Regions from separate parts of the Mus musculus genome. Here region 2 is linked to region 1. Evidence: chromatin loops called from intact Hi-C (ENCODE). Cell type or tissue: left cerebral cortex. All regions are shown on one strand. Links, peaks and the distances in the headings refer to the core of each region. The heading gives the core; the rest is flanking DNA.

Region 1 (9,948 bases), core at 1,048-9,047:
AAAAAGTCAACACTCCCTGGTGTTGATATCCAGGAAGTATTCTGATGGTGTGGAGGAGAGGGACAATAGCTGCCTATCAGGGACCCAGGGAGCTACTTAGAGAGTGTGTCTACAGGGACACAGGAGGGTACCTCAGGAGGATGTCTAAAGAAACTGGGTGGTACCTTACAAGGATGTCTACAGGGACAGGCTGGGGCTTAAGGACAATGTAGACAGTCACATAAGAGGGTGCTTCTAAAAAACTACAAAATACTAATGAAAGAAATAAAAAGGACCTAGTTAAGCACGCACACACACACACACACACACACACACACACACACACACACCCTGGGGCTCCACATGAAAGGATCAGAGTGGAAGATATCTCTGGCTTTCCCTAGAGTGATCTGCAGACACCACTTGGCCCCAAGCACAAGGCTGTCAGGGTTCCTCTGTAGATCTAGAACAGCAGACTCAAAACTTTATGCTGAAGCGTAAAGCAAGCAGGCTAGCCTTAACAAGCGTGAAAAAGAAAAAAGAAAACCAAACTACCCCAGTTTAAGATGTACACAGACCCATAGCAATCAGGCCAGTGTGACACCGGCGATCTGGTGATGGAAATTAAAAGCATAAAGATCAGCAGATCAGAGCAGACATTCCAGAAACACGCCCCACAATACACCACTGATTTCTGTTTGTCAGTGTGCAAAGCAAATTTGAGGATAAAAGAACAGCTTTTATCAGTGAGTGGATTTGAAGTAAGAGGCCATCTAGAGGCAGCAATCAAAACTTCCCCTCTATGTTAACCACAGGCCTTATAAACATCACTGGGAGGGGTCTCCTCTGCATGTCACTCCCTCGCCTCTTTACCCCACCCCCTGCCCTTTTGTAGGGCCCTAACTGTCCACCTGATTTAAAACTGGGTCTCTGGAGCTGGAGAGATGGCTCAGTGGCTAAGAGCATTGGCTGCACTTGCAGAGGACCTGGGTTCAATTCCCAGCAACCACATGGTGGCTCACAACCATTTCCAGTTTCAGGGGACCTGCCATCCTCTTCTGAGCTCCATGGGCACCGGGAATGTATGTGGTGCACAGCCATACGTGGAAACAAACACTCAGATACGTAAAATAAATCACAAAAATAATTCTGCCTCCGTTCTATTTTTATGATGCTCATTGTCACGCAACATGCATGTGGTACCATGTGACATGCATGCGGTACCATGTGACATGCATGTGGTACCATGTGACATGCATGTGGCATCATGTGACATGCATGTGGTATTCTAGTTCTCAGTGTCCTATATCTCTACTAGAATGTGTCCCCAAGGGCCACTATGTCTCCAGAACCTAGAAAGATGGGTCTTACTAAGCTGTTCAACAAATGTTCATCATCAGAGAGAAAACATGAAACTCCAGAGCCATGGGGTTGTGACACAGTGGCTGCCAGGCAGCGGCTAAGATGAACTTACCATAAGGCATAAAGTAGTAATGTGCTCATGGAGTGCTGGCTAAACATGGCTGGGACAGAGAGATGGCTCCATGATTAAGAGGGGTTGCTGAGGACCCAGTCTCAGTACCCATGTAGCAGCTTATAACCATCTTAACTCCAATTTCAGGGGATCCTGTGCCCTCTTCTGGCCTTTGTGAGCACTGCAGTTTCATAGCACATACATACATATAGGCAAACATCTAATGGGCAGAAAAAAAATGGATCTTGTTCTTTAAGAAGTAGTGCCTTGCACCTGTAACCCCAGCACTCAGGCTGAGACAGAATCAGATAGAATCAGATTGTGGGTTTCAGGCTAGTCTAGGCTACTGTCTCAGATAGGGTTACTATTGCGGTGACAGAACACCATGACCAAAGCAAGTTGGGGAAGGAAGGGTTTATTTGGCTTTTGTTTCCACATCACTGCTCATCATGGGAGGAGGTCAGGACAGGAACTCAAACAGGGCAGGAACTCGGAGGCAGGAGCTGATGCAGAGGCCATGGAGGGGTGCTGCTTACTAGCTTGCTCCCCATGGTTTACTCAACCTTCTAGTAGAACGAACAACCACCAGCCCAGAGACAGCAGCACCCACAGAGGGCTGGGCCCTCCCCATCAATGACTAATTGAGGAAGGGCCCTACAGGATTGCCTGGAGCCCAATGTCATGGAGGCATTTTCTCAGTCGAGACTCCCTCCTCTCTGATGACTCAAGCTTATGTCAAGCTAAAACTAGTCAGCACAGCTACATAGCAGGAAACCATTATAGCCAAACAGAAACCTGAGAGATGTATAGCATAATTCCATTTTATAACAATGTGTGTGTGGGTATGTGTTTATGAATGCGTGTGTATATGTCTATAAACAGGAGTGTGTGTGTGTGTGTGTGTGTGTGTGAGGGGGGGGGAGGGAGTGTTAGTTAGTTAGACAGGGGGTATTTTCACTCCATAATCTTTTATTCTGCATACATTTTGACAATATGTTGTCTTACACAAAATGAAGCTATTTCCCCTTGGGGACAGCTCTTCATCTCTTAAGTTCAAACTGTAGCATGCTGGAGCTCCACTCTGCAACAGGGAGAGCGTACTCTGTTCCCCTTAAAGCCAGGAGCTAACAAGAAGGAAGAAATCCAGTGCTCAGTGTAAGAGCTTTGCAAATGGTGACTCCTAACATGATACTCCCAGTGACACAGAGGTCACAGGTGTGTCCAAGGCCATCCTTGTACCCATAGCACTTGAACACCCTTCCCCTCTGGCCCTCATCCTAGGACACCGTCACCCTCTGGCATGTGTCCTACTCCAGGACTGGCCCTACAGATGGAAAACCTCTTTCAGTTGTGCAGTTACGATCCAGTGCGAGGCTGAGATGGGGGGATCTAGCAGGGCAGGCTTAATAAGTCCACAGGAATGATTCACAGGAGAGGAACCAAGCCCCAACACCTGGGAGAGGCTCCCCAAAGACCCTCCTTGAGGGGAAGGCACCTTATGAGGAGCCCTGGCATAGAAGCACAACAGGGGCTCTAACTTGGAAACAGATGATGCCCCCCACCTCCTTCCAATCTGTAGCATATGCCTGAGAAAATATAAATCTCATAACTGCAGATATTATAGGTGCATATTTCATTACCATCAGCATCGCATATTTATAATTTAGTGATGTGTAAAAATTTATAAAGGCACAACTAGTGGTTGGTTAATGACAGCTGGCGTGGCAGCGTGTGCTTAGAGGATCTTTCATGTCACCCGACGTCTGGCCTGGAACAGAGTGCCACATGCATAAAACAGGTGACAGAAAGAGGAGAAACGGACTTGGCTTTACCACAACCGCAGAGCTGGAAGCACAAAGCTTGTTCCCACTGCTGTCAACCAGAGTGAGCTGCTCCAAGTGGGAGAAGGGATGCCCCCGTGGGAGGGGCTTAGCAGCCTGAACCACAGGGGGAGAAGGGACGGCCCCCTGTGGGAGGGGCTTAGCAGCATGAACCAGATGCTAAGGCACCACCCTGCTTCAAAGTGCAAGACTTTCTAACAGAGGCTAACTAAGGCAAGGGACCCTGTTGAAAACATGATCAATGCTGTTGCCATATTGACAAGTACACCATTTTATCATGGGAGCAGAAAACCCATGTCTTTCCCAATGTGAGTCCTAAAATAACTGCCTTTCAAGGGGCGGCATCCTCAGAGTGGTAGTTGCAGAGGAGTCTATACAGACCCTAAAGCCATGGCTCTGGTCTCTCAAGTCTTCAACCCTGTGTGCCAGACGACAGGAGCCTGGCCCAGGGGCCTGGGAAAGCCCACATTCCAACCTGGAGCTCAGCACAGCTTGGCCCTGAGTGAGGCTTGGCAGGTAGAGGCCTCCACTGCAGAAGAGGAGCTAGCCTGGCAGCCCAGAGAGCTCCGAGGCCAAGCTGTCCTTATAAAAACGGACCAGAGAGGAAGGCATCCATTGAGCATATATCCGAGTGTCTTCCACCCACCCCGCCCCTGCCCCCAGAGAGTCCATCATGCCTACCTACCTACCTGTACTGGCTAGTTTTGTGTCAACTTGACACAGCTGGAGTTATCACAGAGAAAGGAGCTTCAGTCAAGGAAATGCCTCCATGAGATCCAACTGTAAGGCATTTTCTCAATTAGTGATCAAGGGGGAAAGGCCCCTTGTGGGTGGGACCATCTCTGGGCTAGTAGTTTTGGGTTCTATAAGAGAGCAGGCTGAGCAAGCCAGGAGAAGCAAGCCAGTAAAGAACATCCCTCCATGGCTTCTGCATCAGCTCCTGCTTTCTGACCTGCTCGAGTTCCAGTCCTGACTTCCTTGGTATGGAAGTGTAAGCTGAATAAACCCTTTCCTCCCCAACTGCTTCTTGGTCATGATGTTTGTGCAGGAATAGAAACCCTGACTAATATACTAACCTCTCTCTCCAAAGAAGTCATGAGGAAACTGGCATTCCTTAGGCTGTCTGTATTATGGGTGACGGAGAGGGACCTTCTTGAAGATGCTACATCGATTCTCGGACACGCACCAGATTCCATATATCATCTGTTGGTCAAGCAGTACCAGAATCTTCCCTTTGCCAGGAGAGACTCCCCCAGACCTCATCTGGGGTGCCCCCATGGTCACCCACAAGACCCCTTAGAGTTCCCAACAGTTTGATAAATATTCATCTGTTTTCACTCAGTACAATTAAAGTGGGTGCATATTTTCAAACTATCACTCTCAGCGAGTCCAATTGCACTACGAATTAAAAAAAAAAAAGAATAATTAAAACCCATGCTTCTCCTAACAACACAGAGCAAGGCAATTGCCAGACACTTTTAATGAGCAGTTTATGTAATTTAAAAAGCCAGCCCCTCTGCAAAGAACACTTCTCATGCCAGGTGTCTTGCTGTACTTTGGTCATGGGGGCCGGCCCCTGCTGTGGGGGCTCCTCTGTGACACCAACTCATATATCTGTGTTCCCAAATAATGGCGTGGAAGGCTCCCTGCAAACGCTCGGGCTGTGGCTCCTATCGGAAGGTGCATTTAACATGGGCTCGCATAAAGAATAGTGGGTAATTGCCGCTTGAATCCAATGTGTGCTGTATCTCATCTATGATACGCAATTTAAAAGCGATATTCTAGCAAGAGGACTTTATGACTTGCTGTCATGATAAATAAAAGTTTATGGCATAATGGAATTAATATTTACTTTGAGTGCAACGCGGTCTAGTCAAATAAAGTTGCTTGGGAATCACTTTGGACCAAGAGAGCATGAACATGTCACCCACCGATGACAGAACCCCAGTCCACTTGTCTCCTCTTACTGTCGGCTAATCGTTCACAATCTTTCGCTGCTTCGGGTCCGATGCTATAAACTATTATTGTAGTTAGAGGTACTGATTTGCTGATGCATTCAATGTCGAAGGGTTCTGTGGGGTTGAGCAGCCAGAGCAGGGTGGACTAGGAGCAAAGGAAGAAGAAAGGAAGGAGAGACCATGTGGCTCCCTCCAGGCCTGGAGGATGGAAGCCAGCTTTAGTCATGTGAGTCTCTGGTGAAGCTGCTTCCAGAAGGGAGCCTGGGAGTCACGGGGCGTGCAGTCTCTAGCTTTATTGTGAAGAGAGTCTTTAAAAGAGAATGCAAACTCAAATGGAAATCACACAGTGGCTGCCTCATTCTAAAGTAAATGCATAACAGACTTTTTTTTTTTTTCTTCATTCCACATTATGATGACTGGAGATACAAGAACAACAGTCAGTCCAAGTCCCAATGATCTTAAGTTCTCTGTAAAGTGAGCGGCGCGGAGGCGTCTGGGAACCCTTCACCACATGGCACCACGGGGTTCCTCCTAAGACCCCAGGATTAAATTCATGTCCATTATTTTCTGTTATTTACCCCCTGTAGAGCCCCCACAATAAAACCAGGGTCTGCCCTGATCCAAAGGAGGCATAAAAGCAAAATGAGAAAATAATAAAGAAGTGTTCGAAGCCAGCAGGATGGGGACATCCTAGGGCCTCCCTCTGCCTGGTCTGAGAACCAGGCTCCTGTTCCATTTTGGAGCAGGGCACTGCTGCTTAAGGCAGCCAGGGAGGAGACGGAGGTGGAGGGCTTTGGTGGAAGATTCCAGGCAAATGAGACCCACCCACACCAGCTGTTGACTCTGGGGAGCTGCAGGCTCCGGGTATTGGAAATAGTTCTGAGTCACACGGTAGCGGGAGGCAAATTGCCCAGACCATAAACAAGTGGGAGAATTCCAGCGAAAGCAGGGATTAGTGGGGCAGGCTGGACCCTCCCCCCCCCCGGCATAGCTCCAACTGAGTCATACATGAAAAGGAAAGGCAAGAGATTGCGGGTGGCTCGGTCTGCGGCGCAGAGGCAAAGATGATTTCAGATGGCGCGGTCTGCGGCTTTCAATCACGTTTTCCAGCATACAGAGTACCTTTTACATAAAGCCAGGAAGCTACTGCTTCATGCAACTGCTGTGCCATGAAGGAGCAGTGCCTTCCCAAGGTACTGCGTATGGAAGTCGTGTTCTTGAAGCTGGAGAAAGGAACCAGTGTGGACAGATTTCCAGGAGGGAGGCTGCCCCAACCGGCCCCCTGTGGGTCACCTCGCAATCCCAACTTTCAGCCAGAAGACATAATTATTATGTCTAAGAGTAGGAAACGTATTTCTCGAGACCTCAGGGGCTTCAGTGGGACCAATAGAAGCTTCAGAATGAAGGAAGGTGGGGAGTTCTGTCACCTGTGAGAGGCCATACCAGGCATCTCTGGGGGAGCCTGAGGCTGGGGTACAGCCTAGCTGCTGCACCAGGCACCATTCTGTCTTGACTCTTATCCTGTGTATCTCAGGAGGAGCCCACCCTTGCCCTCAGCCCCATAGCTCGCCGTCCCCCTCCCAGGACTTCCCAGGGAATTCCTGGTGTTCTTTCCCTGAGAATTCCCATGACTGTAACTGAAGAATCTAACAGGCTTTGTTCATTTCAGTCACAAATCATTTCCACTGGCTTCATTTCAACCCGAAACCCCGAACCACATCCCAAGACACACACGCAACACACACACATGCACATGCCCACTCACACTCATACATGCACGCACGCACACACAGGCAAGCACATGGAGCTGTCCTGTAAGGCACTGCTGCAGGAAATGGGAAGAGCTGTAAAGATTAAATCAAAGAGTCTCAGGCTCCAGCTGCAGTGAGAACTGGTGTAGTACCTGTCTTGCTTTTACGTGCGCGAATGCACGCGCGCGCACACACACACACACACACACACACACACACACTCAGAGAGAGAGAGAGAGAGACAGAGAGACAGAGAGGGACAGAGACAGACAGAGACAGTGAGGGACAGAGGGGGGAAGGATGGAGAGACAGAGACAGAGGCTCCATCTGCAGCAAGGACTGTTGTAGTACCTGCCTTGCCTCTGCAGACAAGCACAGATCTTGGCAAAGCCCCCTGCAGATGTTATTATCAGAGAACACACTTTTCAGGCCCTGGGCCTGTGAGAGAGAAAGCGCAGGGTACGCCCCAGGTTTGCCCAGTTTTCTGAACCATTCCATGGAGAGTTGAAGCCAGTAGCCTGCCTAATCACAGAAAAGAAAAAAAAATCAGAATTGGGGGTGGTCATTGCCCATTTGGGCTCTACAGAGAGGGATGTATGTAGGGGGATCCACAGAGTAGGATCTGCAGAGACGGATGGCCTGGAGGTCCCTGGAAGGCACCTGGTAGAAGGCAAAGCTGCCCACATGCAGAGACCCAAGCTGAGCATGGGTAGAAATGAGGACCTTTGAATTCCTTCCTATCTGGATTAGAAAACCTTTGCTATGTACATGGAACGATCACTCAAGAGTCCAGACAGGACACGCCTTGGGATCGAGGACCACTAACCATAATAAGGTGCCAGAAATCTTCAAATGGCAAAATAAAGACTCAACCCAAATCTGTCCCTCAGAGGACCTTTGGTTTGAGTAACAGACTCAATGTCCTACTGGAAAACAGACTCCCTACATCTGCCTTCCAAAGTAGCTCTCTTGGCCATGCATCATCATGTACCCAGGTTGAATTGATCTCCAGATTTCTTAATCAAGATCAAAAGGGGCTTTCGGATGGGGAGGGGCTTGGTTTTGCAAAGTTGGGCTCTTTCTGGCTCGTTGGTTTGGGGCGCTGGGGAGGTTGCCTAGCTGTTAGAAGCACGTACTGCGCTTGCAGAGGATATTGTTCTGTTCCCGCGCCACATCAGAAGGCTGACAATCACTTGTAACTCTAACTCTATGAGATCTGATTATAGTATCCCAGAAGCCAAATTCAGAGAGGGACAGACACAGTGGGAAGGGAGGCTCAGCTATACCAAGCTTCAGATGGGAGTGGTGGGGGTGGGAGGGGGGCAATTAACAACTGAGAAAAGAAATCTTTAAAACAAAGACCCTGGGCTGACAGTAGCTCAGTGGTAGAGAGCCTGGTCAGCATGTGTCCCCCTGTGACCACTGAGGGCACCTGCACTCGTGTCTGCACACATGCACAAACACACACAATAAAAAAATAAATCTTTTTAAAGGGGTGTTTGGGTTTTTCCAGTGCTGGGGCTGAGACCTGGACCATGGACTTTCTAGGCAAGCACATCATCATTAAGCCAGGATCTTTCTAAGACTACAATGTTACAGAGTTATCTTCCCAGGTGGTCACCTCCCCCCTCCTCAGCCATTGTCATCAGAAGTTTGGTTCAATCAACCCTCCTTCCACCTTGGCAGTCTCTCTGAACTTGGCTTCCAAGTGACAGTCCCCTGGTTTTTTCCCCCTCCTTAAGTCCCCGTGTCTCTATTTCCTTTGCCAACTTTCCCTTTCTTCTTGAATGCTAAATGTTTTCTGTGCGAGCCTGGGTCCTTGGTCATTTTCCCTTCTTTATACTCTTTCTTTTGGTAGTCATCCATGATCGATGACTTCAAGCATCTGCCTCTCTGGTCTGAATGCTCCCTCGCTGGAGCCTCAGACTTGGAGAGCCAATGGGCTATTCAATTCCTGTACTTGGATGTCACTGTTACAATGCCCTAAAGAATGTCTTCCCTTCCCATAGTACTCTAGCCTGCTCATGGTACCACCACTCAGCCAGTTTCTTACCTCCTCAACTTCAGAATCGTCTCTGATGCATCCTCCTCCCTTAAGACCAAACCTGGGTTCTTTTAAAACATAATTTCTTCACTTTATATGTGTGCGTGTTTTACCCACATGCCTATATGTGCACCACATGCATGTCTGGTACCTTCAGAGGACCTCCGATGTCCAGAAATGTAGTTACAAATGGTTGTGAGACGCCATGTGGGTGCCAGGAACAGAATCTGGAACCTCTGGGAGCGCAGCCAGTGCTCTTAAGCACTGAGCCATGGCTTCAGACTCCATAGCCAAGGTCTTGACAAGTTCTGCTGACTATATCTTCTGGTGCACTCCAACTCAGCTCAGTCCAACTCCTCCCAGTATGGTTAAAATTTACCAAGGTCTTATCTACAAGTCCACAACAGACAGCTGTGGGCTCCCTGTCAGAGCAATGCTATGCTGCTGCCGCCCGAGCCTCAACTCTCATGTGTTGCATAGAAATGGGTGCGTGCTCTCAGTGACTTTTATTTTCCCTTTGTAAAACGGGCTTCCTTCAAGCCCCCAAGTGTCCTCCCATGGAGACCGCTGGGACGTTTGGGGTCTCACTTGCCTCTTCTCATGCTTACACTGTTCTACAGGAGGGTGTGCTGCGAGAGTCCACAGAAAGCCCAGGTGGCGAGGGACGGAGGGTGGCATTCAGCAGACAGCAACTCAAGTTCTCAGTCCAAGAGCCTGAGAAATGGAACCGTCCCATCAACTGTGGGAAGGAAGCTGGGGAAAATCTTCTCTCCTGCGCTGCTGATGCGTCTGCTCATGTCTAAGCCCCGGCAAGCAGACTGTGGCATGGCAAGGACTCCACAAATATTTGTTGATCAATTTTACAGAGCGGGCTTTCCCTGGGTGACTACACGCTCATAAA
Region 2 (9,948 bases), core at 1,221-9,220, 71 kb before region 1:
GTGTGCATTCCTCTGTGTGTGTGTGTTGGCCATGAGCACTTTACCACGACAGAGACAAAACAAAGGCTATTGTGAGGGCATTTCCCAGGAGCACACTAAAAGAGTCTTGTCCGCATCCTGGCTGCACCTCTGGGCTGGACACTCGACCTCCATGGTAGCTTCTGTTCTCCACTCCCCTCCCCACCCCCAATCTCAGAACAGCACTTTGAGTTCCCTAAAGTGGAAACTATGCCCTAACACAACCCCCTTCCCTGCCGTTGTCTGGACTTGGTGCTCCTGTTAGGGGTGCTGGAGCCATGGTCACCAGACTTCCACATGCCTTTCCTTGCCGCTGCCTGAGGACTTGATGGGGTCCTTCCCATCCCCCATCCTCCAGCAACCTAGAGACTTACGATTTCTCCCAAAGTCTCTTGGGAGAGCAGGCATTGAGCCTACACGGCTGCGAAACCCCAGCGTTGCCCGTAGTGGGTGCCCGTGTTCCTATAGTCTAACCTCTTCCTGTGCTCTACCAGCCTCTCTGGAACCTGAGCTGAAGTTCAAAGGGCACAACTCACTACTCACCGTCAGCAGCAAAAGCTTCCAAGGTCCCTCTCGTCCCACCACGCAGCTCTGTACAGAACAGTAGCCCTGCCTGGCCCTCAACTGCTGGGACGGTGCTGCCCCAGCCAGCAGCATTCCTCCCTCAACCGAGCCAGGCTGGCGCTGCCTCAAGGGCGCTGAGCTAGCCTCGAGTGCGTTCACAGAAACCTACCACTCACCCACAAGGGTCGCTTGGTGCCACCCTCATTTACAGGTTAGCACACGAAGGAAGCTCGGGCAGAAAAAACTGACATCCAAGGCCAATGGACTGTCACCCAAACGGGATATCCTGCTGCAGCAGAAAAGGGGATCTCAGATGCAGTCTATGGAGGCAGTACCTCCCAGTGACCTGCAGGGGGCAGGGCAGAGGCGCCAGCAGGGAGGCAAGCCTTCAGCCCAGACTCACCCCGCACAAACACAAGGACCTGAGGTATACTGCTCAACGCCACTGCCACTCACTTTCCTGATATTTTTTATTCCAGCTCAACTGTAAAAGTAATGGATAATCTACTGTTACACTAAAAAGACCTTTATTTTACGCTGGTCATTAACTGGAGGCTTCCCGGTGCAGATTGGTTCTATTAGAGACTTGAAATTGCTTATATCAATTTCCTTGTTCGGCAAAGACTTTCTTAAAGTGTGTTATAAGTAGTTTTCCCATTGCCCCAAAGGAAAGGGCTCAGCTGGGCTTCTTGCAGGGGACCCTCAGCCAGACTCTAGAAATAGCATTGAATACTGAAGACAGTCCCCAAGAAGCTGGCAGCTGAGAGGTCCCTGCCTAATGGACAACAGCAAGAATACAACCTTCTGTCTCCAGCTCTGTGTTGATGGAGGCAGAAAGACTGCATTCCAGAGATGTATACAGATAGAGAAGTTTGTGCTGTGGACGCTGTCTTTCTGGGGATACCAGAGGGTCAGCACAGCAAAGGAACACCAAAAGCCAGTGTCTAAGTACATGTTCTGTAAGAAGGGTATGGGGGTGAGCTCTCAGAGATAGCAAAAAGGACCAGATCTGCACAGGAAAGGGAGGGCAAAGGGCATTTCAGGGGTGGGGTGAAGAGTGGACAGTGTGGATACCACATTGAGACTGGTGACTCACCATTCAAACATGAGGACCTGAGTTCAAATCCCCAATATCCACATGACATAAGTGCCTGTAATCCCATCATCCCTAGAGGTGGACACAGGAGACTTCCTGGAAATTTGAGAGTCAGCTACCCGGATGTACAACAGCAGCAAATGACAAAAGAGAGACTTGTCTCTGAAGGTAGAAAGCAAGGACTGACTCCCAGGGTTGTCCTCTGACCCACAAATCCACACTGTGGCATGTGCACACTTGCACACATGAACACACAAAAGGTTAAAACAATATTGCATTCGAAGCATGGTCCAACAACCACGCATTAGTGATGAGAGACTAAGAGCCAAGGTCACCGTGGCAGACCGCTAAACAATGGTTACGTAAGGACGAGGGAGAGTGACAGGTGAACTGTACCAAACTAGAAACGGCAAGCACATTTGCCCTCTGCCTCAGCGATCCCATTTCTGGAATGCGTCCCGCGTCTGTACTTGTGCAAGCAGCAAGTGATGTATGCACGGGCGCACTCCACATATAGTATTTCTCATAGAAAAAAACCAACAGCAGTGAGTTATGGCGCTGTGAGTTTGGAAAAAGTAAAATCAGAGGAGGTAGCAAAAAAGTTCCCTGCAACAGTGGCAGACACTCTCTGGAGTAGCTCATTAAATCCAAAAAATATGACACAGCTCTGAGCAAACGGATGGGACGTGTGCAGAGGCGCCAGTGCACTGCCATGTGCATCAGTACAGAGAAACACCGGCCGCGGCAAGAAAGCCGGTGCAAGCGAGCGAGCGCTCAGTGGACACCTCTTTCATTTTAGTACCTCTTTGATTTTGAGCCACATGAGCACATTAACATAGGCAGGAGGATGGCCGTTCAGAAATGTCCGTGCGTACCTCTCTGGAACACACAACTCAATGTCATTCGTGGCAGAAGGGACTGTGCAGCTGGGTTGGGATTGGGGCCCTGAGCCAGAAGGTTACTCAGATGGGACACTGCAGAGGCTGGCAGTTCTAGAAGCGGAGCCCCTTCTCTGGCTGTGGTCAGAGGGGGCGTGCAGCTGAGATGAGAGGAAGGTCAGAGAAAGGCAGAGTTGTGGCTTTGAATACAGGTGGTTGTGTGCCAAGAGATGCCCCAAAGCCAGAGACTGGAGGGAAATAGGGTCTCTCCCGAAGCCTCCTGTAGGAGCCTGCAGGATGAACTGTGATTGTCAGGAGACAAAGCCCTGGGCATGTCTATGTAGGGGGTTGGGGTTGGGGTGGGACTGGGACTGGGTTTGACTTCAGATGTTCAGAACTGTAAGATGCTAGGATCAGTGTTACTGTTAGCCACTAAATTATCGCTACACAAGTCACAAATAGCAAGTATGTTCTTTTTGTTGTTGTTTTAAGAAAAAGAAAAGCCAGGAAAGCACGCGTGGAACACGTTTGCTTCTCTCTCACATGTGACTGGGTCACGGCAAGAAGCCCAGCGGGGGGCGTGGCTGTTTGCATCTGCTTTCCAAACACTACAGGGGGCGGGGCAGCCCAGAGTCAGGGGCCTGACGCCCTCCTAGGAGCTTCCCCTTATGGGGAAGGTCCTTTAGAGCAGTCCATCCTGGAACTGCTCTGATTGCCTTCGGAGCATTGGACAAGGTGCTTGTTCCTCCTCCTTCAGAAGGCGGTAGCTGAAGCAGTGTCCTTGCTGGAGGCCAGCTTGCTCCCCTTTGCTAACCTGGGTGCCTGGCCAAGTGATTCACAGAGAAGAGCCAGAGTATGAGGTCAAGCCCCACCTGTGCGACTTTGGGGGGGGCACCAAGCACACAGAGGTCGTATTTGTGAAATTCAGAGACTCCCCACCTGTGTGTTTAGGGAGGGAGCACTTAGGGCTTTCAGGGTCCCCTCGGAAGCCAGAGTCGAGGGACACCTCCAGTGACACTGTTGGCCATTATGTAATAAGCCAGCATCCGCGTGGCCCTGTGGCAAGGGGGAGTTACTGAACAGCAGAGGGGCCGGTACGGCTGGCAGGAGGCAACTCCAACCTCTCCCCCCCCACAGAGGATCAGCCCAGGCTATCATCTCAGGCTGAGCTGGACCATGGTCATGTCCTTGTCTTCAGACAGCCACCATGGGCAGAACTTGTAAGGTTCTGTTGGCAGGACCCCCATTACATTCCCAAATCCTCCTGTCCCTAGGACTCCCTCACATCCCCTGACCAGTTCATGTGCTTCCTTGAAAGCCCAGAGTCACCTCCTCTGGGAAGCCCTCCCTGGTTTTCTTGTCTTCACTACATACTTTGGGAGCCATCTCTCCTTCTCCACCAAGTGTTACTGTTATTTCTGTGTCTTCTTCCCTCACTGAGCTGTGAGCTTCTTATTTTCCCCAAATTCCTAGCAGAGTCCCTGGCATATAACACTCACTCATTCATTCATTCATTCATTCATTCATTCATTCGTTCGTTCGTTCATTCACCCATTCATTTACCCACTCATTCATTTATTCATCCATATGTTCATTTATTCATTCACTCATTTGCTCGTTCATTCATTCATTCACTCATCAGATACTCTAAGCACCTTTTGTGCCGGGGCCTTTTTAAGTGTAAGAATAAAACATAGAGATTGTCGGTTCTAGAAAATGCTTGGAGACATTTCCTACCAGTGGAGTCTGGCAGGAACTCTGAGGGCAGACCACTCTAAGGTTTCTGTGATGTGTTTTGCCCTTTGATTCTTTTCTAGTTTTGAATTAATGCTTGTGTCCCCGACTCTCCATCAGCGTTTGATCACCCCTCTTCATACTATAGCCCACTGGCCTGGCCCGATTTGTGCTTGCTGCAGACCTGACTAACTGCAGACCTGAGGCCAGGAGGGGGAGGGAGAGCGAGAGACCTGGAGGGAGCTACTGTGTGACTTGGCTCTGTCCCCACAAAGGCATCTGATGGGTCCCGTGTCTGCCACAGAGTAAATCAGAGTTCCTTGTTCTCTCTAGTTTAGAATATGGGACAACCAACCAACCCCCATAAGGACAGGGTGGCAATGGCCTGAGAGACCGACAGGTTCCCTGTGGCAGCTGTGTGCGCACACAGACAAAGCTCAGGCTGGTTCCAGTGGGTAGAAGAGAAAGTTGGGGTTGGAGGAAGGAAACAAGCCAAGCCTGGGTCTGAGGAGACACTGTGTATATGTGTGTGTGTGTGTGTGTGTGTGGCGGGGGGCAGCCCGCTGGGTTAATGCCTCCTGACTCATCTTCTGCCCACTCCCCTGCATCTACTTCTCCCACGAGCAGATCATAACAGCGCCTGGATTGGACAGCGGTGCCTCTTCAAGCTTCAGCTATTCCAGCAGGAGCTCGAGGCCTGTGCAGCCCTTGTCACCAGCTCCAGTGTTCCTAGACTGAGAAGAGAGCAGGTGACTCAGTTCTCATTTCAGGGAGAGGAAAACTACAGAGCTAGTGACTCACTCCTTCAAGGTGACTCAGAGTCTGTCTGGGACTGTAGCCCAGTGACCTAGTTCCCAGAACGCACTCTGGAGACCAAGGACATAGTTCCAGGGTGAGCAGGGAGGGAGCAGGCAGCAGGAATGGGGCACCCTAATCTCAGAACTCAGGTCCTTGTACAAGAGCAAGAAGCAATTGCCTTCTGAGGAGCATCCATGCGCCGCTGGGGGGGTGGGGTGGGGGTTGTGACAGCATCACAGCCTGAAAAGAATGTTCAGATGTAATCTAACAAGATGCGGGCAGGATCCGTGTTCTGGAAACTGTGAAGGGCTGATGAAAGAGATCAGAGACCAGGAAGGAGAGCCAGGCACCGGGCTGACTTATGGGAGCCTGGGTAGCCACGAGCTGTCAGCACCCGTGAGCATCCCCCAGATCAGACAGTCTATAGACACAATGCAGTTCTGATCAGAATCCCAGCAGGACATGCTTTCTGTAGGAATTAACAAATGAATTTTTAAATTTACCCAGAAAGGCAAAGGAGGGAGACTTGCCAAAACAATTAGGACAAAGAATGAAGCTGCGAGACACACCCTACCTGGTTTTTCGGAATCAAGCTACAGTAATCAAGACAATGTGCACCTGGCAAAGAGACAGATACCAATAAAGGAGGCCTGAAATAGAACCTCACCCATACAGTCAATCGATTTTCAATGCGAGTGCAGAGGCAACTCTGTGGACAGAAGACGGTCACTTCAGTTCATACTGCTTGAGAAATTGGATATCCACATTAAGGAGAGAGAGAAAAAAAATCCTCAATTGATACTCACACCATAAGCAAATACAATCGTTAGGCAAGTCACAGATAGACTTAAAACTGTACACTAGCAAAAAACCACATAGAACTTTTGTGTTCTGGCTGAAGCAACCCTTGTTTTGATATTGGCCAGTCACAAACAAAAACAGAAAAGCCCCAACCACCACCACCCACCACTACCACCACTACCCCACCACCACCAAAGCATTGAGAAACTTGACCTTATTGAATTAAGGTCACCTGTCCTATGAGACACATTGCAGATGAGTGTGAAGGTGAGGTGACAAGCTAGGGACCTTTCTTACCAATGTTCTTCTTCCAAGGAGGGCCTCCTTGCGAGCCACATATAGAACAAAGGGCTTGTGTCTGCTCGGAGAAGAACGCTGGCAAGAAAGGTGCCAGGCAGATAGCTCAGTGAGTGAACCTCTCGCTGTCTAAGTGTGAGGGCGTGACGTCAGATCCCCGACACTCATTAAAAACATCTCTGTGTAACGTCGGCTGTATGGCAAGTAGAACCACGTCAGCCGACAAGGAACTGGTAAGGTTAAGCAGATTCAAAAACCCCTGGTAAATCTCATAACTGAGAACGGTAGGCATTAGAATCAACTCCAGACCAGGTTCCTGTCCTGGAGAATGTGACTACGACACGCCTCAAAGAGGACTATGACAACCGGTCATGTATTGCAAACACCTAGAGTTCTCCATGCTAATGAGATGCCTAGACAGGCTCCAATGTTTAGCCAATGAGCTGCCTGTTCTGGGCATTCCTTTCTGCAAAAGGTATTTAATCCCTGGCTCACCCTGAGTAAGATGTACGCAACCTCACCCAACACAAATAAAACAGTTTGGACAAGCAAGGACAGTCTCCTTCATCAAGGACTGCTGCGGGGATGGGGGGTGGGGGTGGGGAGGTCTTTGACATAAAGAGCCATGCCTAATCTCCCATAGAAGGCCTGTCTTCCAGCCCTTCTGTACTTCTGACACTTACTTGGAAACAAATTGGATCCCACCCAGCCTTGGGCTCATTGTGGGTCTTCGGACCCCTGTTCCCAACTCCTTGTGGTCCCCAGTGGTGTACACAGGAGTTTGAGAACCACAACACCTGCCCCAGTCCTTGGTGTTTTCACATGGAGAAACACGGACTGAGACCCCTACTTCAGACTGCACTTCGCCTTCTCTGAGCAGCGTGCCAGCATTCTGGCATCCCAGCGGCAGGGCGGAAACACAGAGAGTTTGGCCATCTGAAATCCCAGTGCGGGGGAGGCAGACAGGTGGATCCTAGAGCCCACTGGTCAGTTAGCCCTCTCAGCCCCTGGTGGGCTCCAGATTCACTGAGAAATCCTGTCTCAAAAAAAGTAGGTTGAGAGAACCTGGGATATAGCTTAGTGGTTGAAGTACTTTCGATCAAGTGTGAAGACCAGAGTTCATACTCCCATGACCCATGTAAAAACCAGGTAGGCATTGTGGCCTGCTTGTAATTACAGCACTCAGAAGACATGGAGGGGGTGGGGTGTGGAGCAAACTGATGTCTATAAAGCCACATGGGCAAGCTCTGGGTCCAGGTGGGACCTTGCATCAATAAAGAAGATAAAGAGCAATCAAGGAAGGCGTCTGATGTTAAGTTCAGGCCTTTGTACACATATGCACATGCATCTGTACACAGTTGTCTCTCTCTCTCTCTCTCTCTCTCTCTCTCTCTCTCTCTCTCTCTCTCACACACACACACACACACACACACACACTGTACATGTGGAAAGCAAAAATATAAGGTGAAGATTTATTGAGAAGGACACCTGAATGTCAACCTTTGGTCTCCATATTCACACATATACACATGCACAAACCCACACAAACACATACATACATCACAGCACACACATGCACACACACATACATACATCACACACACACACACACACACACACACACACACACACACACACTTTATAAAGTTGATAAGAAAAACAAAGAAAAAAATGGCCATAACATTTCAAATGTCATTCCTTGGGTAGGTATGCAGACGCCTGCAATCAGGCGCCTGAAACACATTACTTGTCATTAGAAAAACACAAATTAAAGTCTCAATGGCCTGAACTTGCTAGCTTCGGAGACACTATTATTTGCTGGCCAGGAGGGGGTTAACTAGAATTCGAACGTTGCTGGTAGGCATCAACAAGACAAGACGGTCTTTGTGGAATACAATCTATCAGATTTTTATAAAGTTCAATGTGTTTACCAGGCAGCCTAGCAATTTCACGCCTAGAGATTTACCCAAGACATAAAAGCAACTGAGCAGACACAACTTGTGTGCATGTTGGAGCTTGGCATGAGTTTCTGAGCTGATGGAAAGGCACTATCCTTTATGGTGCCGATGTGTACACATCTCTGCACAGGGGTTTAAAGCTCTAGAATTGGTGAGAGTTTGATGGAATGTGAGACCAAGCCCATCCTAGCCACGTGAATGGGCCACATGACCGGTCTCTCTGAGTAGCAATGCCCTAATATATAAGAGGAGGTTGAATATAAAACTCACTGTCTTTGGGACATCAGGTGATGCCATCCTAGCGGGATTGGACACAGTCTAGAATCATCTGAGAGAGGAATTTCCTAGACCAGACTGCCCTGTGGGCATGTCTGTAGGGGGTTGTCTTGATTGTTAATTGATACAGGAAGTCCAGGGCCACTGTGGGTGGCACCATTCCTTAGACTGATTGTCCTAAACTGTATGAGAAAGCTAGTTCAGTGTAAACCAGTCTGTGAGCCAGCTAGTCAACGGCATCCTCTATGGTTTGGCTGTGTGGAACAGCAAGCAGGCTTGCCTTCCAGTACCTGCCTTGAGTTCCCTCAATAATGAAGTCTAAACCTCAAATAAACTCTTTCCTCCCTGAGTTGCTTTTGATCAGAGTGTTTTATCATAGCAAGAGATGAGACAAAAACAAATGCTGTAAAGGGCTCAGTGGACATCAGCAGACCCAGACATTAAAATGTGCCAACCCCACGGAGACGACAGGATACACCATTCGACCTTCCGACCCACCCAGTTATGCTGGCTCTCTGCCCTGTATAACAGGACAGGGACATTTGCAAACACCATTAATGGGACACACAGCCCGGATGCAAGAGGCTTCCAGTGCTTGCTGAGATGGAGCCTTGGTAGTAAGCCCCAGGGAGAAGAGGGTGAGCCAAAAAGAGATGGAAGAAAGGGTGAAGAGAGGAGAGGAGAAGGTTATCTTCAGCACTGGGAGTCTTCCCCAGCAGAGACAGGGCTGCTCCATCTACTCTCGATGGGGCAATGAGATCTGGAGTTAGGCAGCCATTCACTGCCAACTGCCCTTCCCTTACAGAGCTCTGAAGCAGGGCTGTAAGGCCAGGGAATGGCTCTAAGTGGCGATAGGACATCAACAATGATAAGTCAGTCTTGGCCCTATAGGACTCAGGCAAGAAGAGGAGGGTGGGCAGGTATAACAGCAAGGGCCACTGTGGCCCTGGGTGGAGGCTGAGTGCCTTCCAGTCTCAGACACAGCCCCACACCAACAGTCAAGGGACAGCCCCCCACTCCCCAACTCCCATAGGAAATTAGAACTGGCAATACATCGAGGTGAACTGGCTGCTGCCTCCTTGTTGAAATGGCCTTTCCAGAGATGAACTTTTCCTCAGAGCTGGCTCTCTCTGACTGTTGGGCAGGCTGCTAACCACAGCTCTGTAGGACTCTGCACGCCCACCCTGAAGTACCTTCTGCTTGTCCTGGTCACCTCCTCTCCTGACAGCAGTTCTCCTACACCTCCAGGAAGGGAGGACAATTAACCACTTTCCCTCTGACACAGAGATATCCAAATTGAGCCAGAATCCCATTTCTACCCACACGGGCCAAGCACCCCAAAGGCTATGGGGATGAACCAAGACAGTCCTTTAGTCTGCCTTACAGAAACAGAGGTACTCTTGGCCCTTGAGCTTACAGGACAACATCTGCTCTAAGAATTCCTTCCCTGGGGAGACGTTAAGAAGGGCTCCATCTCCCCATAAAGCCCCGGTGACAAACCAACGTGAGATTCCACCAAAGTCCGCGC

What was found. Peaks named below come from ENCODE experiments on the same cell type or tissue, not always from the same donor. Only the 100,000 strongest peaks of a DNase experiment are listed, where the experiment ranks them.
Region 2: it touches region 1 in a loop (3-fold over the local background); 7 of 42 quality-filtered maps call a loop at or near these places.

Annotation. Positions count from the first base shown.
Region 1 is chr4:151,405,703-151,415,650 of GRCm38, forward strand. All of the region lies in intron 5 of Camta1 (calmodulin binding transcription activator 1), which reads right to left. Among named protein-coding and RNA genes, the nearest start is that of Gm30344, 45 kb to the right of the region's middle. In left cerebral cortex, for the core only: a CTCF peak has its summit at 1,616 (motif pointing left); DNase peaks (open chromatin) are centred at 5,526, 6,142 and 6,995; H3K27ac peaks cover 1,575 bases.
Region 2 is chr4:151,334,603-151,344,550 of GRCm38, forward strand. The region is part of intron 5 of Camta1 (calmodulin binding transcription activator 1); the gene reads right to left. Among named protein-coding and RNA genes, the nearest start is that of Gm45960, 120 kb to the left of the region's middle. In left cerebral cortex, for the core only: no CTCF peak of the experiment used is centred there; a DNase peak (open chromatin) is centred at 5,039.